Linked DNA regions of Homo sapiens: regions 2 and 3 are each linked to region 1. A link is a loop called in an ENCODE intact Hi-C map of the cell type or tissue named here. Cell type or tissue: OCI-LY7. All regions are shown on one strand.

Region 1 (5,000 bases):
TGCATTAATTTGACTAAGAATGACAGACTAACAAATGTGAGTAGCCAGAAATCACACACATCACACCTTCTGAAAATGTCTGTGGAACCAACTGCAGATGAACACATAGGCCAGTACGTCTTGGTAGGCAGCACAGGTGGTGATTCCCTTACTCATCTGCTATGGTGTATAAACTTCAACTTCAAGGCCTAAAAGCCTCACAACCCCATAATTGGAGGTGTTCTGAGTTTGTCTTGCTCTGCTAGGTCTCTGAGCATTACTCTGGTATGTGATGACCAATGGAAGACTTGTCTAGCTACCATTGGTTTTGAGTCTTTTCTAGTACATGTTGTTCCTATTGGTCTAGTATATCTGCTGTCTGAGCATTCACCTTTGTTCACTTACTATTTCACACATTTCTAGAATTACTCTATCAACATAGAAATAGTATTGGATGATGGATGCCACTCCAACTAGTTATGAACAAATGTGGCACTTTATCAGTAGTTGAGCAACAGGCTAAGAAACAGTAAACACTTCAGGACAGAAGGTTGGATAACTTATTATGTGGCAAATATTTCATAAAATTGCTGTGTGCCATAATGTGAAAAGCAGACCAAGATTTTACTGTACCTGTATTTCTTGGGAAATTTTGTTCTAAAAATTAAAAACATTTGTGTATGTTGGCTTTACTCCCTCTCCCTGTAAAATGGGACTTTAAGAAATAACAGTTCATGCAATAACTATCTGCTTTGATAGCTGAAATGGGAAAGAATAGAGAAATTTACCGCTTAGCAAGATTGAGAAAATCTACAGACAAGAAGGGTAAAACAAGACAGAGAACAAGTTAAGGGCAACAAATACCCAGTAAAGTTTCCCAGTTAATCTAAGTGACTCAGTCCAGAAGCAAAGATCAGATAAGGTTTTACTTTGCCTTTCAAGTGAAGTGTTTTAGGTGGTCTCAAAATAGCCACCATTAGGTTGAGAGTGAAAGGTGTGGAAGGGAGAAAACGAGGTAAGACAGACTTGAGAATTATTTCTAACAAAGGACTTTCATATAGTTCCTGGTACTTAGCATTGATTAGAAGCAAAAGCCTCCCCAAGTCACAGGAAATTTTTCTGGGGAAATTTGATAACTAGTTGTATGTATCAACTTGACTGGATATTACTTTCTCCTACTTGATGATTCAGACACTCGGACTGTTTCTAAATTTTTGTGCAAATAGTTCCCAAGGATTCAGGGACTTCTGTTCCCAGCTCAAAATCTGGGATCTCACTCCCTGATTCTGTATTCTAGCAACTCCAACACAGATCCTACACTGTCATGATCCTGCGTTTCAGTAACTAGCAGACAACTATATGCCCTTATCCCCTTTCCCATCCATTTTATAGTTACAGTGCAGGGACAAGACATCCATGATAAAAAGCAAAACAAATATGCCACCTGAATATTCAGAGAAGGGAAGAATAAGAAAACACACCAACTCCAGTTCAAGGCAAAGGGGCAATCCTATAGGAGGGCGTCATGAAGCCCTGCTCTGGCAGGGGTGGAAGTTCCTGAGTAGACAGTAATTCTGCTCTCTGAAAGGATCATTGTTCTCTGTGAGCCTTCATTGCACTCTACATAGATTTCCTAGTTCATGTTCCTGTTAGAGTCATAGGTGAGGTGGATGTCTACAAGAGTATTTAAGGAGGAAATCAAAACCTGACTTGATAGACTGAGTAAAGATCACCCTTCACCAGTGCAGGTGGGCGTCATTCAATCCACAGAGACCCTGAACAGAACAAAAAGGTGAAGGAAGGAAGAATTCACACTCTCTTTTTCAGCCAGGACATCTGTCTTCTGCTCTTGGACATCAGTGCTCCTGATTCCCAGGCCTTAGGACTTGAGTCAGGACTTTTATCATTGGCCCTCCATTCAGTTCTTGGATTGCAAGTATACCAGCAGCTTTTCTAAGCCTCTAGCTTGCAGACAACAGACCATGTGACTTCTCAGCCTCCAGAAGAATGTGAGCCAATCCCTCATTAAAAAATCTTTTTGTATATATCGCTCTATATATGTCCTAACAATTCTGTTTCTCTGGAGAACCGTAGCAATAAAAAAAAATCAAAATCCCTGAAGTAGAAAGCCTTTGATATTTGTTCTTGAACTGCTATCAGATCCCAAAACACACACAAGCACAAAGCATGCTAGTAAAGCCCCACAGCCATCACAGAGGGAATAACGCCAACATCCACCTCACCTCTGACTCTAACAGGAACATGAACTAGGAAATCTATGCAGAGTGCAATGAAGGCTCACAGAGAACAATGATCCTTTCAGAGAGCAGAATTACTGTCTACTCAGGAACTTCCACCCCTGCCAGAGCAGGGCTTCATGACGCCCTCCTATAGGATTGCCCCTTTGCCTTGAACTGGAGTTGGTGTGTTTTCTTATTCTTCCCTTCTCTGAATATTCAGGTGGCATATTTGTTTTGCTTTTTGTCATGGATGTCTTATCCCTGCGCTGTAACTATATAATGGATGGGGAGGGGAGATAAGGGCATATAGTTGTCTGCTAGTTACTGAAACGCAGGATCATGACAGTGTAGGATCTGTGTTGGAGTTGCTAGAATACAGAATCGGGGAGTGAGATCCCAGATTTTGAGCTGGGAACAGAAGTCCCTGAATCCTTGGGAACTATTTGCACAAAAATTTAGAAACAGTCCGAGTGCCTGAATCATCAAGTAGGAGAAAGTAATATCCACAAGTTATGATAGTGTAAAATTCTATTGTGTTAAGCCACTGAAATTTGCAGGTTTCTTTCTTAAAATACTAGTGTTATCCTTAGTTGGCAATTCTCAAATTAGTATTCATTTTCAGCACCTAAAGAGCCTTTTCAGACTTTTTATTTATAATGACCTCTTATTAAATTTTACTGTCTGTTTATGTTTTATATGTGTATCTTTGCATTACATATAAGAAGAGAACTATTCTCCCTCCACACCAGAATCATTTTTTTTTTTGCCCCTTGAGGGCGCAATTGCCTGATTGAGAACAGGTGCCCAGAATGATGCTAAGATGTGTTCCCTCTCCTGCCCACCTCTCTTTCCTCTCTTAAGGTTCCCATCTATCACTGCACACTAATCATGTTCACCTTCTTTCTATTTCTTGAACATGAAAAGCTCTTTCTAACCTGAAGGTCTTTTTTATTTGTTTACTCTTTTCCTTGAAAACTTTTAATTTCAGTCTTTGTACTGCTGACTTCCTCTAATTTTTTGTGATATTTCTTAACATTTTCTTAAATGTTACCTTTTCAGAGAAACCTGTTTCTAAGGTGATCTACTCTTGTTATTCTTAGTATTCTGTTTTCTTTCATAGCACTTATGATAATTTTAATAATATATTTGACTATTTTGATATGTACTTATTCTTATGCCCGTCACTCACTACAAGACACTCCATATATACTTGGAATTAATATACTTGCTAATTAATACTGAAGAGCAGACATAAAAATGATAAGTTAATGAATAAAGCAAGCAAGCAAGAAAGAAAGGAATCAATAGCAGGTCAATTCCACTATTTTTAAATTAACCTTCTTTTCACTCCATTTCCTCTTTTGCTGTCTAGAGTTCAAAGTTCATATTTGGTTTTGCTAAACTTTAGAGAAATTTCTCATTAACCTGTGAAAGAAATGTTAAGTATAAAATTTCACTAAAGCTGAACAAGTTCATGCTCACCACTTCAGGTCCATCTGGTAGCTTCTTGCCCAGATTTCCTTCTCCTGAACTTCTCATCCAGAACTTTCAAGATGTTTTCCAGAGGCCCACGATAATACTTACTAATAAATATGTTACAAAAGTTAGTGACCACATGTACTACCTGAAGGTGTTTCCAAGGAGAAGATTTCCCCTCTCCACTGTCTTTCAAGGCCACCCCTCAGTGAAGTTGTAGTGTTCAGTCAACCCTTCTGTGAACCAGGCTTTAGTTTCCTTCTTCCTTTTTCATTCTTCTATTAGCTGGTCACTGGGGCTTCACACAAAGGCACAGGTGTAGGTGGAGATAGATATGTTGATGTAGAGTAGGTGGTGGATGGGGTGGTTCCTACTTGTTTATGTAATTTACTTATGCCATCCAGATCTGCTTGGGCTTAATCCCACATATACCACTTTCAATTTATACTGGTTTGTTGCTAGGTGGCCTACATTTATGACATGATGAGTCTGACAATGATTAGTGTATGATGGGCAGCTTTAGTCATATGGTCGTTTGATGCCTTACAATCAGATATTCAGTTTCCAGTAAGGCCCCCAATCCAGAAATTGTACTGCAAGTGGTTTACAATTCCCTGCTGAAGAGGAAGGTCTTATTCCAAACCCTAGTGGCCTGTGCTGTAACTTTCTTATTAGAGTACTCTGAGGACTCCACACAATGTTCTTTTCTACAGCAGAGCTCAGAATATTATAGCCTACGGGACAAATCTGACTCAGGGCCTGGTTTTGTAGTTAAGGTTTTATTGGAACATAGACACACTTATTTGTTTACATATTGTCTGTGGTTCCATTTGCACTACCAAGGCAGAGTTGAATAATTTTGGGATAATGGTAGCGTTGAATAGTTGTACTACATCAGCAGAGTGTAGTCATTGCAGCAAAGACCCTAAGGCCTTCAAAGCCTAAAATATTTACTACCTGGCCATTTACAGAAACATTCTGCTGACTCCTGCTCTATAACTTGTTGGATCTGCCAGATCATATCACCCAAGTGGTAAGGCTGTTTCTACAACAGCGTACAACTGCTGCTAAGCTGACTTCGGCTCTAGACCCACTCAAAATTGGCAGTGTTCTAAGTCACCTGATAAATGAATCAAAGCAGTACGCCCTAGTATGGTATGTGTTATTTCAAAAATCTGCAAATGTCTGCCAAGCATTGCAACCTTTCAGTAGCAGGAAGTTCTGATGTCCTGGCATGCACCATATCATTGGATCCTTAAAAGTTTCATTAATATGGCAGGTCCCTTGCTCTAGCAAGCAGTCAAC
Region 2 (5,000 bases), 55 kb after region 1:
TCAGACACACTCTAATGAAAGTCAGCTTTCTTTCAAATCATTTTAAAAAAAATTGTATCCTTTATTTCCTATTTTGTGTAAAAAAAGGAGTATGGATCTTTATACAGATAGAGTGAAGTGGAGATTTGCAAAACCACTGAAGTATTTTAAAGATTGTAAAATAATCATAATAACAATTATGTATTGAATAAGAATGGTAGTCACTGCCCTAAATATTTAACCTGGTTTATCGTATTTAACTTCCCAAACCACTGTATGAGGTAGACATTACTATTATCATTCCCATTTTACAAAAGAAAAAACCGTATCGATAACGCTTCAAATTGATGCTCAGACCACTTCCCTGCCTTCCGGTCATAAGCACACAAGTTTACTTAGCCTAAAGAAACTTCTCCTAGTTGTCAATATGATTAAATTATATAAATATTATTTAATTATCTCAAGTTCTGAAAATAAGATATATTTAACTATGAAGATTTAATAAGGCAAAAGTATAAGGACAGATGAGTTATGTTTTCCATTAAAATACTAGTTTTTAAACTCAGAGTATTGACACTCTAAAACAATGTTAAAAACAAGCTGACCGGGGAGGATTGCTTGAGGCTAGGAGTTCGAGACCAGCTTGGGCAGCATAATGAGACTCCATCTTAATAAATACATTAAAAACCATTAGGGAGTGTCGTGGTGCAAGCCTATAATCCCTGCTACTCAGGAGGCTGAGCCATGATCACACCACTGCTCTCCAGCCTAGGTGACAGAGCAAGACCATGTCCAAAAAAAAAAAAAAAAATGAAACATAACAACAAAACATAACACTGTTTCCCCAGTTTCAATTTCTATTATATAAAAATCCTCATTTGCAGTTTTACAATGCTATCTATATGGCTACCACCTTTTCATTAAATAGTTCTATTGTCTTTATGAACTCTCTCTGACTTGCATTTGGCATATATTGAGAACTCTTAAAATTCAGTAAAATATACAAAAAACAATACAAACTAGGCAAAATATTTCAGCAGACATTCCACCGAAGAATATACATAAATGTCAAATATACTTATCAAAGATACTCAGTATCATTAGTCATTAGTGAAATGCAAATTAAACTCAACTAGATACCACAACAAATCTCTTAGAGTGGCTAAGAAATACTCAAAATACCAAGTGCTAGCAAGAATGCAGACAAACTGGAACATTCAAACACAGGTGTTAGGAAATAGTACAGCCCATTTGAACTATTTGACAGTTCATTATACACTCGCTATCAAACCAGCCACTCTACTTTTAGGTGTTTGCCCAACTAAAAACTTATGTTTACGCAAAAACCTGCATATCAATATTTATAGTAGCTTACACCTGTTGGTGCAATAGTAATTGTGTTTTTTTTTAAACAGCATTACTTTCAATGGTAAAAACTGCAATTACTTTTGCACCAAACTAATATAAAACAATTTGGGGAGAACTGGCACCTTTACTATGTTGAATGTTCTAATCTATCTGTATTTGATTTTAAAAAATTTCCCTTATTAACATTTTGTAGTTTTCACCACGTCAATTCTGTACATGTTTTGTTATATTACTATCTAAGTAGTAAATTTTCTTTGGAATGATTGCAAATGGTAGTTGAGTTTTAATTTCAATTTCTAAATATTCCTTGTTTGCATACAAATTGTGATTAAGTTTTGTCTGTTGATCTTGTAACCTGCAGCCTTGGTGAACTCACTTATTGGTTCTAGGAGTATTTTATAATATATTTATAGGGCTAGTCTACACACCACCTGTTATGGCGAGGTCCCTCTTGCTGGTTGGTGCACAGCTACCTGGGTATTCCTGGATGTGGGAGTGGGGTTTCAGGATAAGCCTGGTGGGAGAGTGCTTCTACTGGCCCCTCTATGTTTACTGGGTCCTGATTGATTCCTCTTGCTGGTGGAATCTTGCTTGGTATTATTGGAGGGACATGCATTTGATCCAAGGGAGACTTAATCCTTTCTGAGCCACCTTCTTTTGCTAGATTATGGGCTGGGAAACACTTGGCCTGTGTGGCCTTCTTCTGTTTGGTGGGGGAATATAAGACAAACTGCCATTATAATTTGGCTTTCCTCCAGTCCTAGGATTCCAAATCAGTTTGTCTTCCTCTTCCCTGCTTAAAACGTTTTCCCTAAGGGTATACAAAAACCTTCATTTTCTGGATTTTACCTGTAAGGGATAATTGGAAGGACAGCTGAGTTCAGGCAAGCTGATTTATTATCAGTCCTGCCGGGCTACCTCCTGATAAAAGCAGAGGAGGCAGCCCTGCTTTCAGACCATTGCATGGCTTTACAAGGCGAGGAACAGGGTCAGGGTGGGGGAGCTGAGATGGGTGTGCAGGTGTCTTGACCGCATCCTGGAGATGTTTTTTGCCAGCTTTGTTATGCAAGGTGAACAGACATGTCAACCGCATCCTGTAACTGACTGGTTAGTTACTGGAGGGGTCAGTGAAGGGGGGTTTGTCTTTAGCCCTGGGGGAGCTGTGCGGATGTCACAAACGACTGCATTGTAAGACCCATGGGAAGGGAGGGGGAACAGTCTGGTTGGGGTGACCCTAACATTACCTATCTCTACAAATTCCCTGTCATGTGCTTAAAAAAAAAAAAGACACCAGCCAGAGTTGACAGGCAAAGACAATTGCAGAGGGAGGCAAGACTATTGCAATAGGGGAGAGAGACTAAATTTAACTCCCCTGAAACAAAAGATGGGACAGTTTTTAATGACAAAGTACTAGAGAACTTTGCAGGGAGGTTGGTAAACATGATTCGGCCATCTGTGTTTGCTAATACGTGCTTATCTAAGTTAAGCTCCTACATTTCTATAGAGACTGGATGAAGGCACTCCATCTTTCTTGGTGTATACTTTTCAAAAGGATGACTCTCAGGACCTGGAGAAAGACATTCCTAGTCTGTAAAACTTGCAAGAGAAGATTTACATCTCTAAGCTGCAGCGAAAGAATTTACAATTTTAACTTTTCTAAAGTAACTGCTCTAAGAAAAGAGAGATCAAGGGCCTAGAGTCAGGAAGAAACTTGTCTGAAGTTGAGTCAGGTTCAGGGGAACTTCTAAGGCTGCCTTGGTCAGTGCCAGATGACTTAAAATTTCCGGAATGCCATCTGCTAATTTGCACTTTCTTGTTTTTGCACATGTTGGTTTCTCTGTAAAATATCCTCTCCTCTTTGTTTTCCTGACAGTTTCCTTATTTTGTTTCAATAATCTGTTCAATCTTTACCTCTTCTGTGAGGTACACTCCTGGTTACTCCATATCAGTTGATAAGGCACATTTTGTACCACCTTTTTGAAGCATAATGTTGACTTTCTTTAGAAAGCATATTCTGATGCTTTCAAAAAGACCCAGCCACCTCTTTTTGATCACTTTGTAAAACATAAAATGTCTTTTTGTTACAGGACTTTTCATTAGTTCAGCTCAAGATGAGGTCCTTATCACACAGCTACGAAAATTTAGGCTAGCGGACGATTTGAGGAGTGAAAAAAATGGAAAAGGGGGGAAACACAGACTCTCCACAAAGGCAGAGTCCCTGCTGGTGCGCTTCCCGCCTCGCAGTTTGAATCCCAGGTTCCACACAGGAAGAGGAGGGGCTAAGCTCCTCCCTGCTGCAAAACCCACAGGAACTTCCTGAGTTTCCACCCCAGTGCCCAAGGCCAGCTGGAGTTTTTATGGGGAGTCCTTCCCACTTGTCTGCCTCATTTTTGTATAGGATTTACATAATTTCATTGTTTATACATCTCTCCTTCACTCTATCTCTCACATCTCTCTCTCTTTTTTTTTTTTTTCAGTTGAGACAGACTCTCACTCTGTTGCCCAGGCTGGAGTGCAGTGGCGCGATCTCAGCTCACTGCAATCTCTGTCTCCTGGGTTCAAGCGATTCTTCTGTCTCACCCTCCCAAGGAACTGCAATTACAGGCGCATGCTACGACACCTGGCTAATTTTTGTTTGTTAGTTTGTTTTTGGGACAGAGCCTCAGTCTGTCGCCCAGGCTGGAGTGCAGTGGCCTGATCTCTGCTCACTGCAACCTCTGCCTCCCGGGTTCACTCCATTCTCCTGCCTCAGCCTCCCGAGTAGCTGGGACTACAGGCGCCTGCCACCATGCCCGGCTCATTTTTTGTATTTTTAGTAGAGACGGGGTTTCACCATGTTAGCCAGGATGGTCTCGATCTCCTGACCTCAAGTAATCTGCCCACTTCGGCCTCCCAAAGTGCTGGGATTATAGGCGTGAGCCACCGCTCCCAGCCTCTCTCATATATATCTATATATGAAACTCTATCCCCACTCATGATGTAAAGCTTGAAGCTAAGTAAGCACTCAAAAATACTTTAAATTGAATAATTAAAGCAATTTTCACATTGTGTTAAAATTTTAATAATATGTCTCTTCATTCTTGTCTCTGAGTAACTTGAGTTCATTCATCTTGTGAAAAAGGCCCTAGCACCTTGTCTGGCAGCTGCTTACTGATTATTTAATGAACAAATGGATGAGTAATAATAATTTATAAAGCAAAATTATTTTTCCAGAAAAGTAACAATTTTGTATCAAAACTTGGAATGTCATATTAAAGTCCTTAAAAATTAAATTTACTTAAGAATTAAAAGCCTCAGATTTTATGTTTAAAAGGTAACTATGTCTTTTTTCCTTCAACTATTAATTTTGTTTTTCACAAATGGCCAACTCTTTTTTTTAAATGACTCCTTTTCTCCTAGAATCAGAAATTGTACTTTGAAAATATACTCTAGATTTAACAATTCAAATAGCCCACTAACACTGACAATTTTGATGTAAAAGAATGATTTTCTTCTGGGAAATTTTATATTTATGCATTTAAATTTCTCTTGATTGTTTTTCCATGTACTTCAGAAAGCTGTGAATTTTTTTTTCAGCCTTCCACTTTTGTGTGTAGTTATCAAGTTTTAGCTCATCAAACTGCTGAATTTAAGCTTTATCTGTCTAATTAATA
Region 3 (5,000 bases), 660 kb after region 1:
TCCACCATGATCAAGTGGGCTTCATCCCTGGGATGCAAGGCTGGTTCAATATACGCAAATCAATAAATGTAATCCAGCATATAAACAGAACCAAAGACAAAAACCACATGATTATCTCAATAGATGCAGAAAAGGCCTTTGACAAAATTCAACAACGCTTCATGCTAAAAACTCTCAATAAATTAGGTATTGATGGGACGTATCTCAAAATAATAAGAGCTATCTATGACAAACCCACAGCCAATATCATACTGAATGGGCAAAAACTGGAAGCATTCCCTTTGAAAACTGGCACAAGACAGGGATGCCCTCTCTCACCACTCCTATTCAACGTAGTGTTGGAAGTTCTGGCCAGGGCAATCAGGCAGGAGAAGGAAATAAAGGGTATTCAATTAGGAAAAGAGGAAGTCAAATTGTCCCTGTTTGCAGATGACATGATTGTATATCTAGAAAATCCCATTGTCTCAGCCCAAAATCTCCTTAAGCTGATAAGCAAATTCAGCAAAGTCTCAGGATACAAAATTAATGTACAAAAATCACAAGCATTCTTATACACCAATAACAGACAAACAGCGAGCCAAATCATGAGTGAACTCCCATTCACAACTGCTACAAAGAGAATAAAATACCTAGGAATCCAATTTACAAGGGATGTGAAGGACCTCTTCAAGGAGAACTACAAACCACTGCTCAAGGAAATAAAAGAGGATACAAACAAATGGAAGAACATTCCATGTTCATGGGTAGGAAGAATCAATATCATGAAAATGGCCATACTGCCCAAGGTAATTTATAGATTCAATGCCATCCCCATCAAGCTACCAATGACTTTCTTCACAGAATTGGAAAAAACTACTTTAAAGTTCATATGGAACCCAAAAAGAGCCTGCATCGCCAAGTCAATCCTAAGCCAAAAGAACAAAGCTGGAGTCATCACGCTACCTGACTTCAAACTATAACAGCCCTATTTCTAAATAAGGTCACTTTCTGAGGTACTAGTGGTAAGCACTTCAACATATAAAATTTAGCGGGACACAGTTCAACCCATAACATGATTTTTCTATGTAATATAGTTTAGAAGTAGCTGGTTTGGACATATTTAACAAGTCCAGTACTTGGGAAATATGCTATTAAAATTTTTTCCATTATATTACAATTTATATAAATATACTTGGATATTGATGTTCTCTTTTTTGTTAATGGAAAATAAGCTGATTTTAGAATTTTAACAAAACCTCCAATACTTCTTATTTTACTTTACATCAAGGTTGGGTCAATATATCTACATTGAAATTTCCTCAGATAACCAAAATATCAGACATTAAGAAATAATCTAGGACATTGTGGAATTTTTTATGAGTATAAATGTTTTGATTAACTTTTGTGTAGCCATAATTATTAAGATACTCTTTCTAACTGAGGAGCTCCCTGTTTGCAATACTGAGAACCAGCTATGTACTACAAGGTCTAGAGATAAATGCCAAAGGTTGAGGAGAAAATATGTTTATACAAATCTCTAGAAATGGCATTTTGAAGTGAAACCTTGATGCCATTTGATTTGTTATAATTTTTTTCTTTACAATTTCATCAAAATAAAGATTCAAAAAGAAATGAATCTGGTTAACGAAGTCCCTGTTTGATTTTAATAAATCAAACCAATTTGGTTTTTTTATGAAGTTATGTTTAATTCATATTAAATCATTTTATTAAATGTCTGAGGAAAAAAATCTCAAATTTTAAAAACTTTAAACCATAAAGCAGCTCATCATAGAACATGTATTATTTTAGACTCTTGTGCTCATTAAACACAGAATTGGCAAACAATTTTGGAAATTGTATCATATATGGAATGAGAGGAGTTAAGACAACAACCTAAGTTATTGTCCGTAAAAGAAATTCTGCTTCCTAATTCAATAAGCCTTTAGAGAACCTAAGTTGCCACAGTTACCTCACTAAAGAAAAGACAAACAACGACACCTTGTGGCTAAAAACCTTCTTCCATTTTTGACAATTTTGAGTTTCCGAGGCTTGATACGAAGTTGTAGCCTTTCTAGATGAATACACAGCATTAGATAAAAGAATTATAAATATATAATAAAATTGAACATACATATTCAGTTTGTATGCTAATGAAATTAGATTTAAAAATAAAATTGATTTCAATAGCTCTGGTTTCTTTTTCCTATAAAAGTAACATTTAATGTGATTCAAAACTAACCATCTAAAATAAAATCGTAACAACAAATTACAAATGAGCATTTTAGTTTCTAGTAATGTATCCATTATTTAGTATAAATGTATATTGGTAAATTGGATAAACTGACAACCCGAGTACTTCCTACAGCTTTATGATTCAGCTAATAGAAACCATTATCACAATGCTCGTACCTGAAGCACCCAAAAAAAATAATTTCTAAGTCATAGTCCTTTGATCAAGACTCAAAAACATACAGCAAAAGGGAAAAATGTAATCTTTTTTTTCTTTTTTTTTTGAGTTGGACTCTTGATTTGTCACCCAGGCTGGAGTACAGTGGCATGATCTTGGCTAACTGCAATCTCTGCCTCCCAGGTTCAAGCAACTCTCCTGCCTTGGCCTCCCAAGTAGCTGGAACTACAGGCATGTGCCACCACACCTGGCTAGTTTTTGTTTTGTTTTGTTTTCTTGTTTGTTTGTTTTTTAGTAGAGACGGGGTTTCACCATGTTGGCCAGGTTGGTCTCAAACTCCTGACCTCAAGTGATCCGCTCACCATGGCCTACCAAAGTGCTAAGATTACAGGCATGAGCCACCGTGCCCATAATCATTAACTTTTCTTCAAACAGTTGTGTCGTCTGTCATAAATACCGAAGGTCCCATCATATTTACTCAAAATACTAAAAGACTAAAGAGAAAGACACTGTTTTTTCATGACCTCATTAATTTCTCAGTCTGGATTTAAGGCATTTTTATATGCCAAATCATTATTTAGGAGACCTATTAAAAGCCATCATTTTCTCACAGGAAGTGTTAAAATAAATAGGACGTTTTGAAAACTAGTCATTATATTTTGTATCTAGAAGTAGCTGGGGATAAGTGAGAGTCATGTAGATTTTCCCATGTTTGTCGAGATCCACTTGTCTTATGATACTGCTTCTGATCAAAATCATATGAATGCTTCTCAGAACCATTCCCTGAGAAAAAACATCTCCTCATCCTTTTAGTTTTGAATTTTTCTCTTTGTCCATTAGATCTATGACTTTATTGTAAACTACCTCAAATCCTTGGTGGAGCCAGCTGGTTAGGAAAACAAATTAAAATAATAAAGGATGAAATGAGTAATTATAGCTAGCACCTATGGAAAACTTACTGCATAAAACGCAGTGTTCTGAGTGCTTTACATGATTTAACTACAATTTCACTTCAAAAGCCTGTATGTATGTGGTAGATACTATCCCCATTTTATAGGTGGGACAACTGCGTCATTGATTAAGTATCTCACCCAGGGTTGCAGAGCTAGTAAGTGGCAGTTCTAGGATTCAAACGCGGGCAATTTTCTAAAGGCTGCTATCCTGATTCAAAAGGAGAGGGAAACACCATTGGTTTCCCAGCTTGGAGACAGTTCAGAGATGGATGCCAGTCATGGTGCAAACAGGAGACCTCAGACAAGCTACTCAGCATCCATAAACTTCTAGAGGCTTAAATGTATTTAAGCAATACATGTATTTTTCAAGAATTCCAGGATTCAGTGAGCTTTCTGGTAAAGCTTTGGCCAGAAGACCACCATCCTATTGCTTATAAATTGTTTGTTGAGGGGAACAAAGAGGGCATTTAAAAGGAACCAGTTCCTATATTCCACTTGGAAGTCTTGGGCTTCTAGGGAACAACCATGTTTTGATTCTCCAGATATCACGATCATTTAACAAATGAAATGCTGAGTCTGAGAAAAATAAAACTGAATATTACATTCGAAGTCGTTTTGCCCTACCACAATATCTTTCATGGCTCCAAGGCATGTCATCAAGTGCTCAAAATATCCTCTAAGGAACTTTCACTTAATTTGCTTGATTTTTAAATATATATTTTTAATTCACCTGATATTTGAAAGAGCCACAAATCCCACAAATTACTGTATTTACTCTGTGGAGCCTGGGGAATTTAGGATTAACTGAGCAGTTGGGGTGTGGGGGGTGGGGGTGGAAAGTGTTAAACTAAAAATAAAAAGGTTTAAAATGTTTTCCAAAATTCTTGAGCATAAGAATGTAGGATTTAGTACTCTAATTAATGGGATTAGATGGTTTAGAGGAGCTTGAAAATGGATAAACTGGAATTTTTCACAGTAAAGTAGACAATTCTAACTTCATTTACCTTAAAGTAGAAAAATTACATTAACTCATCTGTATCTCCAGAGTGCTGACACAAAGTGGATCTTGTTTATACTAAATAGAATAGAGAAAAAAATTTTCAAAGACTGGGCAAAGATAAAGCTGCAATAAAAGTCATCAGTGCTTGAAACACTCAAATGTTCCCTGAAGACTTGACTTTAAATTTCCAATTTAAATGGAAAAACTCTTAAACAGCATCACATTTACAATGGTGCACGCCAGTTATGTAATAGGAGGATAGACATAAATGCCAAAGGTTAAGTAAATAAATTGGTATTTATACACAGCTCTAGAAATGGTATTTTGAAATGAACCCTTGGTTTCTGTTTGATTTGGACCATCTCTCTTTCTCTTACTAATCCAGTTCAATCAAAACAAAATAAGGATTCAATAAAGACTGAATCTGGTTAACGAAGTTCCTATCAATTTCAGTAATTTAAACCAATCTGTTTCTTTGAAGTTATATTTAATTTATATTGAGTTATTCTATTAAATTTTTTAAAATCCTCAAACTTTAAAAACTCTTTTAAATATGCCACAGTTCACCATAGAATACGGATAGAACCTAAAATAAAATGTGGCTTTTAGTGAGTGACCAATAATTGCAGTAGTTTTTATTGTTATTAAGAGTTTTAATTTA

What was found. Hi-C counts contacts between places; a loop is a spot of excess contacts. Peaks named below come from ENCODE experiments on the same cell type or tissue, not always from the same donor. Only the 100,000 strongest peaks of a DNase experiment are listed, where the experiment ranks them.
Region 2: a loop joins it to region 1, with 7 times the contacts of the local background. A loop is called at or near these places in 2 of 110 quality-filtered maps.
Region 3: it touches region 1 in a loop (11-fold over the local background); 18 of 110 quality-filtered maps call a loop at or near these places.

The regions. Positions count from the first base shown.
Region 1 is chr4:174,871,129-174,876,128 of GRCh38, forward strand. It overlaps LOC101928551 (a long non-coding RNA gene), which reads left to right. Exons shown (of 5, transcript NR_125900.1): 5 at 4,667-4,836. Among named protein-coding and RNA genes, the nearest start is that of GLRA3, 44 kb to the left of the region's middle. In OCI-LY7, CTCF peaks have their summits at 2,997 (motif pointing right) and 3,202; DNase peaks (open chromatin) are centred at 3,013 and 3,993; H3K4me3 peaks cover 548 bases; H3K27ac peaks cover 1,756 bases.
Region 2 is chr4:174,925,949-174,930,948 of GRCh38, forward strand. The region is part of intron 2 of ADAM29 (ADAM metallopeptidase domain 29); the gene reads left to right. Among named protein-coding and RNA genes, the nearest start is that of ADAM29, 10 kb to the left of the region's middle. In OCI-LY7, no CTCF peak of the experiment used is centred here; DNase peaks (open chromatin) are centred at 1,233, 2,433, 3,113, 3,573 and 1 weaker place; H3K4me3 peaks cover 4,201 bases; H3K27ac peaks cover 5,000 bases.
Region 3 is chr4:175,535,074-175,540,073 of GRCh38, forward strand. No RefSeq gene overlaps it. Among named protein-coding and RNA genes, the nearest start is that of GPM6A-DT, 250 kb to the right of the region's middle. In OCI-LY7, CTCF peaks have their summits at 1,975 (motif pointing left) and 2,176; a DNase peak (open chromatin) is centred at 1,968.